4 separate regions of the Homo sapiens genome follow, and all the other regions are linked to region 1. Evidence: read pairs that join two places in POLR2A ChIA-PET (ENCODE). Cell type or tissue: HCT116. All regions are shown on one strand. Each heading gives the region's core, and the rest is flanking DNA. Links, peaks and the distances in the headings are about the cores only.

What was found. Peaks named below come from ENCODE experiments on the same cell type or tissue, not always from the same donor. Only the 100,000 strongest peaks of a DNase experiment are listed, where the experiment ranks them.
Region 2: POLR2A ChIA-PET joins it to region 1 with 13 read pairs; 5 of 35 experiments call an interaction of 5 or more read pairs at or near these places.
Region 3: POLR2A ChIA-PET joins it to region 1 with 14 read pairs; 5 of 35 experiments call an interaction of 5 or more read pairs at or near these places.
Region 4: POLR2A ChIA-PET joins it to region 1 with 10 read pairs; 4 of 35 experiments call an interaction of 5 or more read pairs at or near these places.

The regions. Positions count from the first base shown.
Region 1 is chr2:181,874,621-181,879,978 of GRCh38, reverse strand. No RefSeq gene overlaps it. Among named protein-coding and RNA genes, the nearest start is that of ITPRID2, 14 kb to the left of the region's middle. RefSeq lists enhancers at 2,857-3,443, 2,877-4,076. In HCT116, for the core only: a CTCF peak has its summit at 2,535; DNase peaks (open chromatin) are centred at 2,639 and 3,128; H3K4me3 peaks cover 1,265 bases; H3K27ac peaks cover 3,438 bases.
Region 2 is chr2:181,788,534-181,793,891 of GRCh38, reverse strand. No RefSeq gene overlaps it. Among named protein-coding and RNA genes, the nearest start is that of ITPRID2, 100 kb to the left of the region's middle. RefSeq lists an enhancer at 1,970-3,169. In HCT116, for the core only: no CTCF peak of the experiment used is centred there; DNase peaks (open chromatin) are centred at 2,391, 2,801 and 3,021; H3K4me3 peaks cover 1,043 bases; H3K27ac peaks cover 5,000 bases.
Region 3 is chr2:181,782,415-181,787,772 of GRCh38, reverse strand. No RefSeq gene overlaps it. Among named protein-coding and RNA genes, the nearest start is that of NEUROD1, 100 kb to the right of the region's middle. In HCT116, for the core only: no CTCF peak of the experiment used is centred there; DNase peaks (open chromatin) are centred at 1,862, 3,002 and 4,978; H3K4me3 peaks cover 604 bases; H3K27ac peaks cover 5,000 bases.
Region 4 is chr2:181,816,484-181,821,841 of GRCh38, reverse strand. No RefSeq gene overlaps it. Among named protein-coding and RNA genes, the nearest start is that of ITPRID2, 73 kb to the left of the region's middle. In HCT116, for the core only: no CTCF peak of the experiment used is centred there; no DNase peak of the experiment used is centred there; H3K27ac peaks cover 3,634 bases.

The sequences.
Region 1 (5,358 bases), core at 293-5,292:
GCCCCAAGCATTCAGAAATACCACTCAGAGATGAAACTCTGGATAAAAGTTTGGTGTATATATATCTATATCTATATCTATAGAGAGAGATTGTGTGTGTGTGTGTGTGTGTGTGTGTGTGTGTGTGTGTGTGTTTTGAACCATTAATACCAGACAGCCATGTTTTTATATGTTCTTGGTCAGCCCTATTCCTATTTTCCAAGTAAGCTATTCCAAACCTACTGAGGCAATAATCATCAATGACCTCTAAAACACCAAATCCAGTGGATACTTTTCAGCTCTCATTTTATAGTATTCTCATAGCTTTTGGTAGGATTGACTCCTCATCTAATTTCTTTCTTGACCTTACATTTTAGGATTCTCCTACTTCTGAGTCTCCTTCATTGGCTTTTATTCTTCTACCAGCTTTATTGTTCTGAGAAGAGCTCTCTCTTAAGTTCATACACTCTTCTGGGTGAGGAGAGAGTGGTAGGAAGTAAGCGAGGCAGAGGAGAACCACTTGAAAGAACAGAGATCATTTGCGATGCTTAGCAAAGGGATGCCATGGGCTGACTTATGTTTTAAAAGACTAAATACTATGTGTAAAATAAACTAATGGGGTTGAGATAGAGGTAGAGAAAAAAAACAAGAGGATTATGAAATAATCTAGGATTGTACCAGAGTGGGAGCTATGGAAATGATAACTGATGAGGATTATGAAGATAAAGTCAATAGGATTTGTTTATTCATGTGAGGTGGTATGTCAAAGAAAGAAAGGAATACAGAAAGAATTTTTTTTTGAGATGTGCAACTAGAAGACTGGAGTAAGAAGACTGAGATGGTTAAGACTTCCAGTGGAGCAGTTTTCAGGGAAACAAAAGTTTGTTGACTATGTTAAGTTTGAAAAGCCTGTTAGGCATTCAAGTAGTGATACTGAATGGGCAGAAGGATACAGATACAGAGTTGCGAGGAAAATTTTGGACTGGAATATAAATTAAGGAGTCATAAGCATATAGATGGTATCTAAAGCTGAAAACTAGTTGGGGCCACCAGGGAGGGGTTGGTGAAGAATGAAAAGAGGAGATGTCCAAGGATAGTGTCTTGGGTATTCCACAATTTAGAGGCAGATAAATGAGAAGATCCCAGCAAAGGAGGCTGAGAAAAATCAACTAGTGAGGTAGGAAGAGAACGAAGAGAAAGTGTTGTCCAGAAGATGACTGTAAAAAAGGGTTTTAAAGAGAAGGAAATGATCAACACCACCATCTTCCTGAGAAGTTAAAATGAACACTGAGAATTAACCTCTGGATTTGGCAATATAGATGTTTATTGCTGACTTTGGCAATAAATGTGGTGAAATCATGAAGAAGGACACCTTGATTAGAGTGGGAATCTGTGGGCTGGTTCCTTTTAAGAGAGAGAAATAGGAAATAGCAGGGGTATTCAAAATAAAACAATGAATTGGCTAACAGAACAAAAGAGCCGGAAAGCCATTATACAAATATATGGCTATTCAAAATCACAGATGTCTATACTTGGCTAAGCCTGAGAAAAAGCAAAATTCTGAAGTTTTGACCCTTCTGAGTTAATTACCAGTTAATTGTAGTGTTAGACATTCTTACTTATAATTTCTCATTAATGCAGTAATGAGGGAGGTAAGATAGAAACAGCAAATGTAGACAGGCATATGTATAATATATATGTGCGTACGTGTATACACACATACATACACAAACATATATACACATACACACACATATATACATATACACACATATATACATATACATATATACACATACACACATATATATCATATATACACATACATATATACACATACACATATATACACATATATACATATATACACATACACATATATACACATATATACATATATGCATATATACACACATATACATACATATATACACATATATACATATATACACACATACACATATATACACATACACACATACATACACAAACACATATATACACATACATACACAAACACATATGCACAATAAAAGGAAGGATGGAAATAGGAAAATAGCTAAAAGAAATGTATGATTGAAAAAGGATTTTTTATTATTTTTTGTCAGGGATACATGGGAATAACATATGTTTATTAGCTAAAGACAGGAACAAATAAAGACAGGTTAGATATTTGAAAAGATAAGATCTTGAGGAGAAGAAGAAAAAAATTAACTTTAGAAGGTCTTTTTTTAGATGGAAAGGAGATATAAATGCACCAATGTGCTTAAATTTTCAGGGGGAGATAATTTAAATGCATTCACACCTAATGTCCTATATGTATTCTAAGAACTAGGCCAGATAATCTGCTGAAGTGATGGAGCCTGAGCTGTTTGGATAACTTAAAAGGGTAAAGATTTTGAATAGCTATTATTCAAAATGGAAATAAAACTACAAGGAAGCAGTAAAATATTCATTTATTCAACAGTTAAGCACCTTGTAAAGATTAACTCGTTTGCTCACAGTAACATACCTGTGAGATATGTTCAATTATTCTTTTTGCAGAAGAAGAAAATCAGGCACAAAGTGGTCATGCTATTTTCCCAAAGGCACTCAGCTAGTGGAGGAGCCAGGAACTGAGCTTCATGCTCTGAACCACTTTGCAATGCTGCCTCCTAATTGTTCAACATTCTAAAAGGCCCACATGTCAATGATATGAGTTTATTAAGCAGATTTAGGTACATAGGTGTTGAATTTCAAAAGACCAATGTTTTAAGATTCATCCAGGATAGGAGTTCAGAGGTTGAATGTGATAGAAGTTCGAGATATGGAGGAAAATGAGGGCTTAGTTGTTGAGATAATCCACAGAGTGCAGACTGCTTGGAAGAGAGAAGGCAGGAGTGAAGCAAGTGGGTTTGTAGAGGCGCTCAAATACTTGGTTCTTTGCTATTTTCCTAAGGTTTTAAATTCCTTATGAGGTCAGTGGGCTAGCCTGATAGAAGTAAGGGGCAGTAAGATCGTTGAAAGGGGCAGGAGCTTAGATTGCAACACAGGATTTTGAAGTGTAATTGTAGGAGGTGAAGAATTACTGGATGACTAGGTAGCACTGGGGTGTGGCACTGGGAGAACACTGACGTCCAAAGGCATTAAAAGCCTCTGTAGAAGAGGAGGTCAAGAAATTATGAGTCTAGGGTGCTGGGTGGGGCATCCCTATAAATACTGAAGTCACAGATGAATCACTCAGGATGAGACAGGAAGGGGTGGAGAAAAGGACTTCAGAGACCAGTGGATTGCAGTGTGAGTCTGATGAGAGAATAATCTAAGATAAAGTAAGTACAGAGACCAGACAGCCATGATGAACAGACTGCAGAGAGCAGTCATACAGGCCTCTCTTTCTTTTAGTCACCTACCTCTCTGAGCTTGATGGGGAAGCCAAAAGTGCTGTGCCACTAAGGTGCCCAAACTGGCAGCATTCCTGAAGAGCTTTTTAACGGGGTTGAACTTTTGAAATGATAAAAGGCTTAAATTACCCCAGAGGTCCAACACATTAACAAAGTAAATATTAACACAGTAATATTAATATAGTAATATTAACACAGATTAGTTCAGCCCATTTAAAATCATTATCACTTAAGTATAAATAGGGGCCTGAAGATAAAGACACATTTTAAAAGGAGGATTAGTGGAAGGAGGAAGGGAACATGGAAAATTAAGATGGAATTTGGCTAGGGGTAATGTGAACAACTAACATATAAGGGAGGAGAAAAGAATGATGAACATGGAGAACTGCTTACTATGTGCCCCGGGAATATTGTGGAAAAGGGGAAACTGCAAATGAGCCGTCTCCTTCCCTCATTTCAGTCTCAATGAAAATTATTTCAGATTCAGTGATAGGGGATTTCCCAGATCTAACAAAGAGTCTCAAAACAAAATATACATTTTCACAGAAGAAAAATAAGGGCCAGAAACTTCTACATAAATACTACAGTCGATAACTTTCTGTCCTTAAATCAGAAGGCAGGGTAAATTATATCCTGTTACAGAACTAAGTACTTAATATTGGCAGAAACTATGTTTTAATCAACAAAAAATCAGATTTGCCTTGGTGATTTATATTGTTGGTTAGCTATCAAACCACCATTCCTCCACCTTCTTCTTTACCAAAAGAATCACTTTTATGCCAGTGGATATTGGCATCTTCACATAACACTAAGAGCTATGGCAGCCATCTCGTGGCCATGAGAGAGGCTGGCCTAAGAAGATAAACCAATATGCTGACAAGGTTCCCACATTTGGAAAACAGAAATGCAGGGCATCCAGTTAAATACCAGTTTTAGATAACAAATAGTATTGCATGGGATGCACCTTAAAATTATGCATTGTTTTTCCAAAATTCAGATTTCAGTGATGTATGTATTTAATCCGGCAATTCCAGTTGGTGCGGATGAAAAAAGAGAAAGAAAGACTCTGGCTCAATGAAGAAGTAATTGAGCTGCTGTATGAGCCAAATCTGGAACTGTCCTAATTCCAAACATTTTAATTAATATTGGGCAAATTTTCCTTGCTGTTAAGCAAGTTCTCTCTGCATTTTCTGTTACTTATAGCCCAAAGTGTACTAACTGACAGAGTTTTATCATCTCTGTCATTGAGCAGGATGATAACATATTGTTCGTCCCTAAGTGTCAACTTAGAAATTATAGTTTGTATTTTCAAAAAATCTCTGTGTAGGTTCTTCAATATAAAATGCATCTATGTTTTAAGAATTCATAATTTTATGTCTTTGTGTAGCACTTCATAAAGATTATTTTTGCAAAATACATAACATGTTGATGTATTCATCTGTATGGTTTGGCTGGATTTGATGATTTCTAAGATCTATTGTAGTTCAGAAAATATTATTGTTACTATAGGACAAATGAGGATATGATATAAAAGATGTAAAGGTGGGGCAGATACTTTCTTAATTGTCAAAGCACTTAACAATTAAGCCTTACCACAGAGATTATCCAATATTAAAATTAATGATATGATAAAAGGCTTTTTTGACAGTAGCCACTTGTTTTAAGAATTAAGAGGGCTATATTTATAACACCACCATCATGAAAAGCAGTAATTCAGTAACTTCTACCTGGTGTTTCTTGAGTTATGAGTAAAAGTTAGAATGTAATCTTTTATCCATATAAGTTTATAGTTTTGCCTCTTAGTATCCCAAAAGAACAAAGTAATCTCAGGCAAAAGAAAATAAGATAAACAATGGAAAATTTTTAGATAATTTTACAGTCTGTGTGGCCCTGGAAGCAATAGAAGTTGACATTTTCTATTCGCGTCCAGAGATTTACCAGAAGCCCAAACCAGGTTTGTGAATACTCTTAAAATTCTACCATTGGTATAACCACAGTG
Region 2 (5,358 bases), core at 125-5,124, 86 kb after region 1:
TTAGCTATATGAAGCTAAACATGAATTCATACTGATGCTTCTGACTAATCCGTTACCACGTGGGTTATTCTGGCCTCGTCCCCTTGTTTATCTGTAACCTCTCTTTCCAAAAGTGAGATATCTGACATCTAATACTCATCATCCATTTATTTAATTGTTCAATTTTAGTATATGTGTATAATGGTATTAAAACTTTTATCCCTGTGGGAAACAACTTCATTAATGAGTATATAGTGCTTATGTATAATTTCTTTTGCCATCTTTTTTAGTCATACAGGCCTCACTCATTTCCAGTTACTTAGGTCAGTAACCTTCCCCTATAAAACCTACAGTGAGGTTGTTTCACACATTTGTAATACAGTTACAATCTTTGTCATGTTGGACATTTCATCTTGGGATTCTCCCAACCTCATAAATGATTTTTCTTTAATTTGTATACATTAAGCTCTCCTCTCTCTATTGTACATTTCTATGGATTTTGACAAATACATAGTGACACTTATCCACAGTTATACCATACAGAATAGCTTCATTGCTCTAAAACTTCTCCTGAGCCGCACTTGTTCTGTGCTCCCCTTCTCCCACACCAAACCTCTGGCAATCACTAATTGCTTCCATCTCTGTAGTTTTGTCTTTTCCAGAATGTCATATAATTGGAATCATACTGCATATAGCCTTTCAGACAGACTTCTTTGACATAGCAATATGCATTTAAAATTCATCCATGTCTTTTCATTCCTTGATGGCTCATTTCCTTTTTATTACTGAATAGTACTCCATTGTATGGATGTACCATAGTTTTTTTTTTTTTTTTTTCATTCATTCACCTGGTGAAGAACATCTTGGTTGCTTCCAGTTTGGGACAATTATGAATGAAGCTGCTCTAAACATTTGCATGGCGATTTGGGGGTAGACATAAGTTTTCAATTCAGTTGGGTAAACACCTAGAACAATTGCTAGATCATATGTTAGGACTATGTTTAGCTTCCTGCAAACTGCCAAACTGCTTTCCAAAATGGCTAGACTATTTTGCATTTCTGCCAGCAATCAATGAGAGTTCCTTTTTCCACATCCTCACCAGCAATTGATATTATCTGTTTTTGGAATTTTAGCCACTCTAATAGGTGTGTAGTATAATCTCATTGTTGTTTTAATTTTTAATTTCCCAGTGACAAATGATGTTGATCACCTTTTCATACACTTGTTTGCCATCTGTACATCTTCTTCGGTCTTCCAGTCCATTTAAAAGTACTTAGATAATTTATTGATTGTTAAAGCTATATTTCAAGTTTGTATCACTTTCTTATTAAATATCCTTTCCCAAGAAAAATTTCTAAAATTTGCCACAAATTTGGATTACATGGACAAAACCCTCCATACACTACCAGTTGTGACATTACTGGTAGAAGGAATCTATTTTAAATGAGTATCATGTATATTTAGCAAATTATTTTATTGGTAGTCTACCTATCATCTTAAATACTACTAGAAACTGCCTCTCTTCACATCCAAATATGAAGACAGTGCCCACTATACTTTAGCATACATTACCTAACAATGAAGAAGAGGACACACATATGCCTTAGTAATAACATTGTCTTGCTTTGTGTCCTTGAACAAGTCACTTTGCCATGAGAGGCCTCAGTTTCTTCATCTGTTGTATAATGAGGTGAGTGCAGACAACCTAGAATTCCTTTGACTTTTTTCATTTTATTTTTTACTCTTTTCTACAGTCTCAGTCACTGACCAGAGGCTCATTAACACAGGATTCTTTCCTTTGGCTACCTTTCCTCCTACCACGACCACACTAAATTTTCCTCGTTTAGTTGTTGGTACTCTTTCCAGACCACTCCTTAAGTTCAATATGTACTTTCTCTCACTTTTATTATCTAGAGATCAGTTTCACTTGTTAATATGCTGTGTTTTAATTTTTTCATATCACATCTAATTAGAACTTGTTTTGCTTGAGAGTAATTAAATTTTATGACAGCAAATTAAATACAAGTTGATGGCTTCATGGTTTATCTGAAAATCATCCCAGACTGCTTACTAGAACCTAAATTAAAGTTGTTTCCATCCTCCACTAGGACTCCTTCATGAACAGGATATGTTTCTTGATGAATTTCAGCTTTTGGACTACTCTTTTTTTTTTTTTCTAAAGGATAGATCTGAGAAGCCAAGAAATTGAGCCTGAAAAACAACCCGCCACCAAAGGGTCTTACTCAGGATATATTTGATAAACTCCTTTTTCCTTGTTGTTAAATGTATCCTGTTGCCTTGAAAGAAAGGAGTACGCCTACCTATACAGTGAGCAATTTTCTCTCCAGGGAGTACTTTACTCATTCAAGTTCACCATAGGTCAGGCTAAAAGCAGTCCTGGTATGATTTGTATTTCTCACCACAGTCATCCTTAACTGATTCAGGATGTATGACTAATTAGAAGAAATATACACAGCAGGCACAGTATATGACACACAGCAACCACCTGCATAGGTTGCCATTGTGTTTAAGTTGCACAGATGGCCCCGTGAGTCATTAACTTTTATAAAACGACTTTAAAATCAATGTACTGACAAAGAATGTATAGGACTGTGCATTCAAAAAGTTCAGGTAAGTGAAATGGTAGACAACTGGAAAGCAGTGTCTCCCCCTTACCAAGAATGATTTACAAATCTAAGGATTATATCTTTAAAACCAGAAAAACAAAACTATCTCTAACAGGCAACTCTTCTGTTTGTCTTTTTCAGTCTCACACAGAACTCAAAGCACAGGTCATAGTTCAGGGGCTTGAACGTGTTCACAGCTCCCCTGACTGCATTTGTCTTTTAGTTTGCGTATGATGTTTACCTGGCTGTGGCTGGCCAGACATATATTCCTGGCCTTGTCAGTATCTAAAATTCGATAAATGTTTATTACAGAATTGGAACAAAGAAGAGTAAAAGGGCTTTGAATAAGGGCTGAAGGGGTCTCATCTTTGAGTAACATCTGTGACTGATACCAAGGCATGCCCCAGCAAACAACTGAAAGCAGCTTCCTGTGGGGTGACGTGCTTATCTGATCTGCCCGCTCTGGGTGGGCCCTCAGACTTTAACAGCTAAGGTAGATCCGTATACTCTCGGGTGTAATAATACCTGGAAGGGTTTTAGGTTGGAACTTTATAAAGATGACAAATTTAAAACTAAGGAATAATCTGTATATGCAGATTACTTTAGAGTTAACCCACACATGAAATCAACCACAAGAAAGTCTTCAAGTGTATTACAAGTGCCCCTATCTACTAAGGAATTTGTTCTGTTGAAAAAATAAAATATTCTTTGGTGATTTGGGGGTCTAAATTTCTAAGTTGCCAATGGTTCTACATATTTTTCAGCTGTCCAGTTTCCATTGTTGCTGTTTTGTGGGTCCAAGTCGCTTTTTTCCTACAAAAAATAATAATAAAAGCTCACTTTTCTTAAGGACTTTCCACATTCGCAGAACTCTTCTAAATCCTTTATGTGTATTTTAGCTCATGTTATTTCCTTCTATCATGGACCTTATTACTATTTTTCAGGACATTCTCTATCTCTGAGTCCACAGATGCTCAGTGATAGACCTTAAAATCTGTCGTATCAGCTTCGAAAGTGCAGATAAGGCTTTCCTTCAGTGCTCTCTACTGAATGTGGGTGTGGAGTTAGTGACTGTCTGGGAATGACTGCTCTGTCTGTGTGGCTTTGAAATCTCTGTCTTTCTCTACCTGTGTCCCACTTGCTGATTGCAGGAGTGAACTTCTGGCATGTAACATCTAGAACAGGACGAAGTTGGAAAAGCTTTGTCCATTGCACATGAGCATGGATAACATGACTCTTTCTGTGAAAGATCAATAATAATAGTGCCACATGAGAAGAATCATGATTACTCTTGTAGGTAACTACAACAAAAATCTACTGTTGGCAATTAGTCATCTACTATTTTGGACCCATCACTTGTACAAGGTATATATGTACTGTCTGGTACCTAGTTTAGCTGCATTGATTCATTTTTCACTTCCCATCTCTTAAATATATTTTGCATAGATGGCATTCTGGATAACAAAGAGTTTCTATATGTCTCTTAGGGTAAATGACATTATTGGTGTACAGCTTATTCCATGTAGAAGGATTCTATACTTGACAATGGAGATCTCATTTTACAATCTGTGTATCTTCTTTAGCAAGCACCCAGTTTAGAAATAATACAATTACTAATTTAAAATGATTAATATTTGAGTCCTTACTGCGCTACATACTTCATATTTGTTATCCCCCTTAATCTTCACAGCCTTCCCATGAGATAGATCCTATCCTCAATCCAATTTGACATACGATCAAAGTCTGAATTGAATTGATGATGTTAAATAACTCAACTGTTAAGAGTTGAAAACAGGTCTGCTGACTCTAGAATTCAGTCTTTACCATTATAGCTGTATGTTCCAGATAGTATTCATGCTAACAAAACAAAATGATTCATTTGTTAGATGAAGGAAGATCCTAACATTCTTTCTCCCTGTTCATGTAAAATGACTAAGGAAAATGGAGAAAAACAAAAGAAATCCTTGGTCTTCAGCAGCAGCAGAGCTCTTACAGGTTTTCCAGGCTGTGTATAAGTGCGGCTGAGCAGTAACATTGAAAATGTTGCTTTGAGCCAAGGGGATAGTTTGAGTTTCACCACCTATCATACTAACTTGTACTTAGAAGACACTCAATAAAACATTGAATTGAATCCAAATATGTTCACCAGAACAGCTAGCCTCAGTAAGGAAGGGAAAGGTGACAGAATTACCTAACCTTTGGATCATTTTATGGTTTGCAACCTGCTTTTCAAAACCATGTGTGTAACAGTACTGCGCTTGGGCTATCCCTGCTTGATGGTATTACTAGTGCTACTGTGTTACTCTTGCACTACATCCCCTTTTTTTCAGGCCTCACAGTGGTGCATGATACAGACAGGACAGATATTATTCATGTTAGTAATAAATACTAATGTCTTTAGTAGTACACATATTTAATTATGTATAGTGGATATTTGATTCCAATAATTTTGAAGATTGAAAACTGACAAGCCGAGAGGGGTAGTGGGCAGTTTATACCTCATTTTGCTCTGGGAGAATTGACTTTGGTGAGCTTTTAAAATCTTGAAGATATAGATGGAAACCCATATTTTCAGGAATCTCTGGATTATAAAAATTTAACCCAAGTGCTGCTGCTTCAGACAGATATATTCAGTTCTACTTGATTCCATAATTGAGACTATTAGCAGACTTCAGCCCTGGAGATTTAGAGAATTCTTCTCTGCCCTAGTCTTAGTTTAGACTGCCTTATGATTTAAAAAAAAAAAAAATCT
Region 3 (5,358 bases), core at 201-5,200, 92 kb after region 1:
CCATGATCCCAGAAGCTGTGGGAGTGTGTAAGGAACTCTGCAGTCCAGTTGGGTCTGTGAATCCTAAGTAACCACCACTGATAATAGCTGTTGGTTACTTTGTATTAGACTTATATTATTTCCAGGCCTTCAAGGAGATCTTGTTAAACTCACAGACTGGTGTCACCTGCGCTAAGAGGAATTAGAGCCCTCCCTAGTGCTGAAGAGGTATCAGTGGTGATCACTTCACCTCAGACAGGTCTACCCCAGCATCCACAGGCCTGGGCAGGAGCACAGAGGAGACTTGCATACCTATGTCCAAATATTTAAATGTTATAAATCAAGCTACCTAATTTCCTGGAATATGTCTCATCCTCTACCTTGACAAATCTCTCTTCATAATGACTTGAAGGACAGTTGAAATTTAGAATTCTCCACCCCCTCCTCTCTCTCCTGCCGACACCCACAGCCTTCTTTTTCCATGCTCACTCTCTCTGTCTCATATGAGGAAGGGCCTTGCTCACCATGTGTGGATATCCCAGGTCATGCTTCCAAGCTCCACACACACTCCCACAGAAAACAGTCACCTTTTGCTGCACTTTGAGCCCCCAGAGTTGCACACTGGCATGTGTTAGCCTCAGAATGAAGGGCCTTAGAAGTCCTTCTAAGCAGAAGAGTCTTGAGTCCTTGGTACCTAGAGCATGGTCTAGAAAAGGGGAAGTAAACCCAATGGATTTCACACCCCATGGAGAGCAGCATGGCTGGAGGAAGGTTGAAGCAAGCACCTTTGCCCAGTTCTGAGAGCAGGAATGCCTGTAGGGTACCGTTTTCCCAAATGATTACCTCAAAAGTGTGAGCAACAACAGAATCAACAGGGAAATGGAAGAAAGAGATCAGAAGAAACTGTAAGGATTCTATCAGAGATCACGAGATCCCTGAGGAACTCTCAGAAATAGCTGGGGTAAAACTTTGAGAGGAGCTTATTTCAAGCAAATAGACCATTGGAAGGTTCACTCCAAAATTATGATTTGAAAATTAAGGGTTGCACCTTTGGAATATGGATGACCTAGGAGCAGCTTATATTGCATCATTCTTTCCTTACAATGCATTCTCTAGGTAGGAGAAAACAGGCTTCAAGGTAATGAGACTCATTTACAATCACATTTCCACAGCACAGCAGAGTGAGCATTCCGATTTCTAGTCCAGTGCACTTCTGTGTCAAAAATGTACTGAGAAAAGCAGCCAGAGGAGGTCAAGAAAGTTTAGGTCAGGTCTGTTAATGAGAATTCAGCCCAGCACCTTGCTCATGCCTGGACACACGAAAAAATTCTCATTCCACTGATTTCCCTTCACAAACCTTCCTACCTGGCTGATTTTTGCTGTTGAGTTAATTGACTTCCTGCTTGTTGAGGATGGTTTTTTTTATTTTTTATTTTTTAATAGTCTTTCTATTCCCTTTGCCTTATTTCCTACATTGGTGTATTTCTTAATGCTAACTATAATGGAGTTCTACTTTGAGTTAACATCATTATCCCACTTCCCCAGTATGCAGTTACTGACCTTATTTAGAAACTCCTTGCCTCAATCTCGTGACTTGGGAATTTTTCTGGCCATTTTTAATGCTTCTTTCTTATACTGTGTGACTAATCTTATACCCCTAGACATCTACTACACATATACTTTGCATTTTCAATGAAATTTTAAAAGGAGTCAAGAACATACATAACCTATTGAGCACCTAAATTGTGCTTGACACCTTTATCTTCATAGCAATCCTCCATGATAAAAACAATAAAGCAGAGATAGCATTCTACCTGGAGGGGTGAGGAAACTGGCAGAACTGCTTAAGGCCAGTAATGGTGAAGCTAGGATTTCAGCCTCAGTCTGACTCATTCCATGTCCTTTTTATTAGGCTAGGCTCCTCCTGTGTTTTGTAATACAGTAATTTATTGAGCATGTTTTTTCTGGAAGAAATAAATCATTATTTATAGTTATTACTCTCTGACCCATAAAGTGTGGTTGTCCTGAAAATGTTAGAGCTAAAAAGAGTATTAGAACGAATGTCTAGTCTGATACACTTCTTTTATGATCCAGGAAAGAGGAGCTTAGAGACATTGAATGATTTGCTGAAGATCTTGCAGTCAGTTGTATATAACCTTAGACCCTTGTTCTCTGAACTCTTATTCCAGTTTGTTTGTTGGTTTCCACAAACATTTTTAGGGGCCTATATGAACCCAATTTGCCAATCCTGAAAATTTAAATGTATAATGTTCTCTGTATCACCATTTTTTAACCTTCCCATTTCAATAATAAAACCCAATATTCTCTAAATGACAGTTTTATAACTTGGAATTACAAGTCCACAACTAAAATTTAGAAACTGAAAAAGTATATACAGATATAGTGTTTCCTTTTAAAATGTAAATGAAAAGTTATTAGTATTTTGTTATCAGAAGACTGATAAAGTCTAGGATATTTTTAAAGGTACAGTACTTGGGTTTTAAAAGAAAACCTTTACTCCATTACTATTCCATTAATAACTATATAATTGTCCTATGAATAAATTACTGAAATGAATTATGGTACCTGCTGTGATTTATAAAACAAAAGATAAAGTGTGGCAAAATTTACTTAACTTCAATGATGGGAAGTAATTGCCGGTAATACACTCAAATAGAACACCTGCCTCCCAGTAATACACTCAAATAGAACAGCTTATGAACCATAGATCAGAAGGCTAACATGTACAGGATCAAAATGAAAGTACTAGGTTAAAGTAGTGAATTGACATTCATTCGTAGTTAAATCTTGATTCTCAAGCATGCTGCTGTTTCTACCACATCATTATCAGACAATAATTGTCACGTCAAAGAAAATGGGTGGGGTGGGAGGGTTGCGAGGGAAAAGGCTCTATCCTTGCCATTCCTGGGGGTGATTATGCCATAAGGAATTTCATAACAAACTAAAAGGATTAAGGTTAAAAGAAAAACAGCTCATCAAAAAAAATTATATGTGTGGGACCACACACATTTTCAAAGCAGTATCTGGCTTATTATTCAGTGTTGCTCAGGCATAATGTTAGGATTCTTACATGCCGGGAGCCAGAAAACTCAAAGGTTAAATCAACAGCCAGCTGCTATAGCTTAATCATGTGCCTGGTAACAGGAGCAGTAGGATAGATGTTAAGGAGTTTCACTACCTACCCACCTACCTAATCACTTATCTCTGTATCTATCATTATACTTGCTTTACACTGTGTGTAAATGTATGAACAGCCCCACATTCCAATATTTACTCAGTTTACTTTGGGAATAATCATAAAACAATTATGCTATTATAAGACTGCTTACATTTTTAAAAATTTGGTTAAGTCAACAAATCCTCAAAACAATTCTTTTCATGAATATACCATATTTTTTTCCTTTTTGAAAACACAATTATTCTCTCTTGGGAAGGTAGCAAAACATTTCATTCTATGGATATGTGTGAGATTTTCTGGTGATATTAATGACCAAATGTAATTGTAGAACTCTTTATTTTATAAGAATAGCATAGCGCCCTGACACAATATACCTAGTTATATGGCCTGAAGTTTTAGAGAAGTCACTACCCTAACATATCACTGATTTGAATTAATTATAGGCAGAGAAGGGAATCTCAGCATAGTGTACAATATGAACTAGAAGAAAGTAAATGTATAGCCTTTTAATATTCTGGGAAAATATACACGTTAGATGATAACATAGCCTTGGCCTCCCATCAAAAAAAGTCTGTGACCTGCTTGTCCACAGCTACTCTCACCTCTCTTTAACTTCCCTGCTGTTACAGGGGAGGAAAGGATTCCCCCTCCTATCTAAGCCCAAATTCCTCCATGTGTCTTGTGAATCCCATCTGTGATCACCTTCTATATAGACTTTGCACTATTATCTCTACTCTCCCCCTCACTGTATCCTCAAACTCATTTCCTCTCATTAACTCTCCCCCTTAACATTCCCTTTCAACAGCATTTAAACTTGCCTAAGTCTTTTTCATCTTAACACACACACAACCCTCCTGTCCTGCTCTCCTTCACAGCCAAACTTTGCAAGGCTTGCTATCTTGAATTTCTTTCTTCCTTTTACAAAATGTATTAAAATATTTCAAATATGTATATACTTCTTAACCTACTTCAATCTGAATACCACTCTGCCTAAACTACTCTTGTTTAAGTCACCAGTGACCTTTGTGTTGCTAACACCAATGGCCAGTTTCAATCTGGATCTTATCTGACATCTTCTCAGCATTCAAAATGGGGAATGTTCTCTTCTTCTTGAAATAGCCCCCTTCTCTGGCTGATATGCCACTTCCTTTCCTGGCTTTTCTCTGTCTTCTCTATTTTTCCCTCCCAGTCTCCTTTAGTATCTCTTTCTCCTCTAGTCCATTTTGAATGATGGGACACCTTGGGGAACTGTTTGAAGTGCTCATCTTTTCTCACTCACTTCCTAGGCACTCTTAACCACTTCTGTGTTTCATGTACCATTTGTATGCAGATAAATTTCAACATATATACCCAGCCCAAACCTGGACTCTGAAATCCATAATGATACATCTGATTGACACTTCAACATCTCCACTTACATATGGCACAGACAACTGAAACTCAATATGTCTAATTCTGAAATCCGTTTTGCATCCAAACCTCCTTTCTGCTAGTGTTTCCTAATGAAAAGTGCACGACTTATTCCCTATTGCACTTGCCAGAAACCAGAGAACAGGGTTGGACCAAAACCCAGACAATAGCAAACCATTTGTTCAACATTTATTTAGTGGGTGTATTAGTTTCCCAGGGCTGCCATAACAAATTATCACAGACTTCTTGTCTTAAAACAACAGAAATTTATTCTCTCATAGTTCTGGAGGCCAGAATACTGAAACCAAGGTGTCAGCAGGGTGAGTTCCCTTTGAAGTCTGTAGGGAAGAAAGGTTCCTTGACCTTTCCAGCACAGGAGGTGGCCCCAGGCCTTCCTAGGCTTGCAGCTGTATAACTCTAATCTCTGCCTCAATCTTCACACAGCATTCCTCCCTGTGTCTCTGTTTCCTTTACTCTTCTTATAAGGACACCAGTCATTGGACTTAGGGCCCACCCTAAACCTAGGATGATTCTATCTTGACATCTTTAACTAGTTACCTCTGCAAAGTCTCTTTCTAAATAAGGTCATATTTTAAAGTTCCAAGTGACATAAATTTTGGGAAGGGCACTATTCAACTTACTACAGTGGGAGTAGAAAGGAAAAATTTCATAAGTGAAAAAATATAGATAGAAACATCCTCATTTCCAGTGGCCAAAGCAAGAAAATATTCTGGGGGGAAAATGACAAAACTCATTTATTTCACAGTTTC
Region 4 (5,358 bases), core at 91-5,090, 58 kb after region 1:
GAGAGGGTTCTCCTTATGTTGCCCAGGCTGGTCTCAAACTCAAGGGCTCAAGCAATCCTCCCACTTTTCAGCCTTCCGAAGTGCTGGGATTACAGGGGTAAGCCACTACACTCAGCCTGACCATGTAATTTTCCTAGCAGCAATGGGGTGACATGGAAGGACCAATGATAACAAGAGAAAGATAAAATCCCAAATTCCGCCTCCCCTCAAAAAACTCAAAAGTAAGTTATACAGGTATAAAGAAATCTAGGTCCTGAAGTTGGCAGTTCTTTCTTGATTTTTAACCATAGCTGCTTTTTTTTCTTGAAACTTCTCCATAGTGCAAATGACAGTTTCCATGTCTTAAGTCTGCCCACAAAGTGGTTTCCTTATTAAATCTATCAAAAAATGATTGACAGCAACAAGTTTAGGTTTGATTTCTTGAAATGGACCAAATTTGCAAGTTTTTCACTGGCATCCCTTTCCAGACACTAATAAACGAACATACTATTTAAGTCTGCCTCAAAGAGTGGAATGCCATCTACAAGTATGTGTTTATCAGTGTGGGAAGGGACCTTGCTTATTCTGACAGTTTGGAAACTTCACTAGAATGCTACCATAACACCTGCTCATATCTCGCATTTTCCCAATCACCCTGTGGCTTTCTGTCTAAAGCATACTACACTTTCTTCTTTCAGACTTTGAAAGTTCAATTCAGAATCATTTCACTGGCTCTGTGAATAAGTTTAACAAGGCTGTATTCAGCCTCTTGTTATCTTCCCATTAATTATGTTCCTCAGAACACAACAGGCATAAGAATTTAAACCATCAACTTTAACTTCTGAGATGCTTTCCTTTCACAAATTAGTGTTTCTCAAAAGGAGCTGTAAAAATAGTGACACTGACATTCTAGAAAAACAAAGCAGCTACCTTTCTTTCAACAGTTCTCTTTGAGCTAGGAGATACAATTTTACATCTATATTTACCTCCCAAACTATATTTCAAAGCACTACTTTAAAGAGAGCTGGTATTCTTTGTCCTAAAGATGATGAAAGATAGAGTCAGTTGTTGAGGAACATATATTTTGGGAATGATAGCGGGCCCTAATTAAAAACAAGCAAAAAAGCACAGAAATTTGAATGATGACCATATATAAATGATGAATCTTTAGCAGTTCTTAAAATTTTTCCCTTACCAGCAGGGCACGGTCGCTCATGCCTGTAATTCCAGCACTTTGGGAGGCCGAGGTGGGTGGATCACCTGAGGTCAGGAGTTCGAGACCAGCCTGGCCAACATGGTGAAAACCCGTCTCCAATAAAAATACAAAAATTAGCTAGGCGTGGTTGTACACATCTGTAATCCCAGCTATTTGGGAGCCTAAGGCAGGAGAATCCCATGAACCCTGGAGACAAATGTTGCAGTGAGCTGAGGTGGCAACACTATACCCCAGGCTGGGTGACAGAGTGAGACTCCGTCTCAGTAAATAAATAAATAAATTTTCCTTGACCATTTAAAGCACTTTTTGGAAATGGAAACCACAGTCTGCTGACCCATTTATCCAGTCCCTTTTTATTATCTGTGCCCACCACTATCATTACATAGCATGTGACTAGAGATTTATTTCCATATAGCAACTGGCAAAATAAGCAGATCATATTCACACACTAGATGTTTATGGACTCTTTATGAGTGAATGTCTCTATGATATATCTTGTAAGAGTAGAAAATATGAGACATGGCTTCTGTCCTCAAGGAGTTTGTAGGTAAATAAAAGAAGTAACACTGACATAAATAACCATGCTATAAGAAAGAATCCCTTTAAACATCTGTTTTATTTCAATGTAGAAAACAAAAGCACATTCCTAGGTGAAGTTTAAGTGAATCACATAAGAAGGGTACCCTTTGGTCTTCTTCATAGCCATTTCACTTTATTTGGTCCCTTTTCTATTTCCTGCACTATCTGCCCCTCCTCAACACCCTCCCACAAACAAATACAAGAACAAATCCTAAAGATTTCTAACGGCAGATGCATCAGAATTCCACACAGGTACCTTGTCTGAGGCTCTTCCCATGCTAAGCACAAAATAAAGTGTACTACTAACTCAGATACAAATCTTATGCCTTATTCCTCTAAAAGTGTTGTATATCTTTAATCTTAACACAGGATATCAGTAGAGATTGTTTATTAAAAGAGGAAATTGAAACACACAGAGGCCATTAGCCCACATTTTAGATATTCCATTAATTATGAGGCTGGCATTAGAATCTTTTTTTCCAAAAGGAATTAGGCTTTGTTCCTAGTTCTGGGGTAGCTAGGAATTACTATTACTAATTACCCCATCAGGGGACTGAAAAAAAAAAGCGATCAAAGAGTTTAGGGATATACAGTATCAGGAAACAGTCCCTGCTTTACCTCCTCAGAGTTCAAGCTACCCCAAGGTGAGGAAGTAATGACGAGAATCCCTCAGGGCTCTTCCCTGCCATGAGCTGGGAACACATAGCTGATACTGGAGAAGCCAATGATGTGTACAATTTGGATCCAAAGCCCCATTTTCCAGTTCTACTTCTCTGATATATTTTTCCCCCTTTAGTACTACAGATTTCTTAAATCAGAGATTATACCACCTTCCTCGAAAGTATACTTTTGCTTCTAACTCAGAGCCCCACCTTCATTTCAGATCTTTCTTTTCTCTTTTCCCCTGCTCAGAGGCCCTATTATTCATTCCTCCTGAATCTTTGCCATACTATAGGCCTTTATAAAACAAGCTGTGGGGAAGTGTGGTGCCCAGAGACAGAAAGAATTTAAAATGATACAGTATAAGCTGCCCTTTCAGGCTTTATTTACTTTTCACATCCTATGTTCACTTCTGACAGTGAAGGGCAACCATTTCCTTAGTATATCAATCAACCAAAAACAATACATCAAAGCTCTGACTATGTTCCAGGAACTGTCTAGCACATTATCTCCTTAATGTCTAGAGAAAATACCTACTGAACCTCTTCCCACACTTTATATGGTCATCCTTCTCCCTTGTTATGGCACTCTGATCTTTTTAGTCTTATACTTTTCAATATAGAAAATTCTACTTAAGAAAATAAAATGGAAAAAATATTTTCAATGAAGCTTGTGTATTCATAAAATATCAGGATCCATAAAAGTATTCATAAAACATCCGGGATATTAGCTTTGTTAATACCATCCATGGTTTCATACAACAATATTTTCTTCAAAGTTATCCTAAAGAACAATAGTGAACAAGATCCTAAATCCTCAAGTAAGCACTAAATGAATACACATATTCAAAACAAGAACTGGTGAAAGGGCATTTGTTTTCATAGAATTTCAAATCCTAGTCAATTATGTTAATAATACCAAAGCTTTTGTAAGAAAGAAATTCTTATTCAACATCTCTTTTCACCAGGAAAAAAACCCAGCTAACAAAAACCATAAGCAATAGCATTATGCCTTATTTACTGCCAAAGAAATTGTTAAGTGACTCTTTTTAAGCCAGTAAGTTATTTCCAAGTCAAGTCTGTTCTTTATAGAGTTCACTACACAAGATAAATCTTCACTGTACTGAATCCAAACATTATCAAAAATTCTACATTGAACAGTAAAACAAAAGGTCAAAATTGAGAGGAACCAGCCCTGGTTCTTATCATTATTTCTTCATGATTCAAGCTAATGGGTTTTTTTAATTAACCGCTGGTTTTTCTGTATGTCCATTTTGGCAATGACTTCTCTGAGGGAAAAATAAAGCTGCTATTTGAAGTATTAGGAGTGGGTCTAAATTCACTAAATTCTTTAGTTCTTATTCTGTTGAAATATTCCTTCTCACCAATTGGATTCACTTTGAAAACTCTGATCCTGTTGTAATGTACATATCATTGGCAATTATCTGCAAAATTTTTCCAAGAGGAGAGCTGGCCTTCAATCCTTAAAGCAGTATCTCTTCAAGATCCAGAAAGGCCAAATGCAGGATTTCCCACATCCTGAAATGTGATTCTTTTACTATCTCCTAGATATAGCTTGCTAAACTTTCTGCCAAGATTTACCTAGCAAGTTTGAGAAGAAATTAGAACTTAGAGAAGAGAAGGCTGAGGAACAAGGACAGAGTAACTGAAAGCAGAGTATTACAGCACAGGCCACTCATTTCCAGTCATCTTACAAAGAATGTGCTAATGATATTCCCATTATCAGTGTTTCCTTAGTATATCTGGTTACAATATTATAATCATCTACAGGGCAAAAATAGGGCTTATAGGGTTCTATTAATTCAGTCCTTAATACCATGCCAAAATTGCCATATAATAGATGCTTTCAGGTAATGCCTGCTATAACCTAATGGAGCCAAACACATCACAAATTAGGAGAGTAACAAGCAAATTCCATTTAATTTGTTTTTACAAATATAGGAATTGAATGACAGAGTTTTGTATGAGTCATGGCCACACACAAACTCCAGGTCTCCCTTCTAAGGTGTCCCCAGCTCAAAGCCAAATTGTACTGGAAACTGTTTTGCCTCATCTTTTGGTAACTGCTCCCACACAACCCCTGTATTGGCAGAGCGTACATTGCTGTTCCTTTCTTTGACCACTCTCCTTTCTCCTCTAATTTTTCATTGCCATTTCCAGAGAAAGCTGTCAATAATCCCGAGTTAAGAATGTCTCCCTTCTTTGAAGTCTTAATAGTCCTGTATAAAGTCAATAGCCTTGTTAATATGTATAGTTATGTCTATACCACAAACACAATTACATACAGTGTTCTACCTAGGTTGTGTGGGATTAATTTCCCCAGCTAGACTAGAAGTACTTTAAAAGCAGAGTCTACCTCTTATCATTTTCATCCTTCGTGTAGTTTCCCCATTGATGGACACATAAGGAAATAAATAAAGCCTTCCAAGTTCCCATACATTGCCAAATTCTAGACCTCTCTAGTATCATGTCCTCCTGTGTTCTGCCCAGATACAGATCTCACTCTGGACACTCTTTTCTTACTCCCTGTTTTCTCCCTGCACAGTAAAATGCTCATGTTCTTGGAGCTTTAGTTGATAAGTAGTTATTCTAATAATCATCATCCTTGACTATGGTGTTTTAACAGTGGCCAGCTAAAGACAAGGCCCCTATCTGTCTAAACTGATAATGACCAAAGATCATGGCAAATCAGTGTTCAAAAGATCTGGAGACATGGGGGATTTTGAAATCCCTAAACTTACATAAAGTTGGTGGTCAAGTACACCAGCTGGGTATAAGCCAAGATTTAGGCCCCACATCCTGATCATTCAGCATATTGTCTCTTCTAGTTACTTCCTTTTGCTTCAGGGAGGCTCTTATGTTAAGTGTTGATCAAGAATGAAAAAGGTCATGCTGATTTTTCAA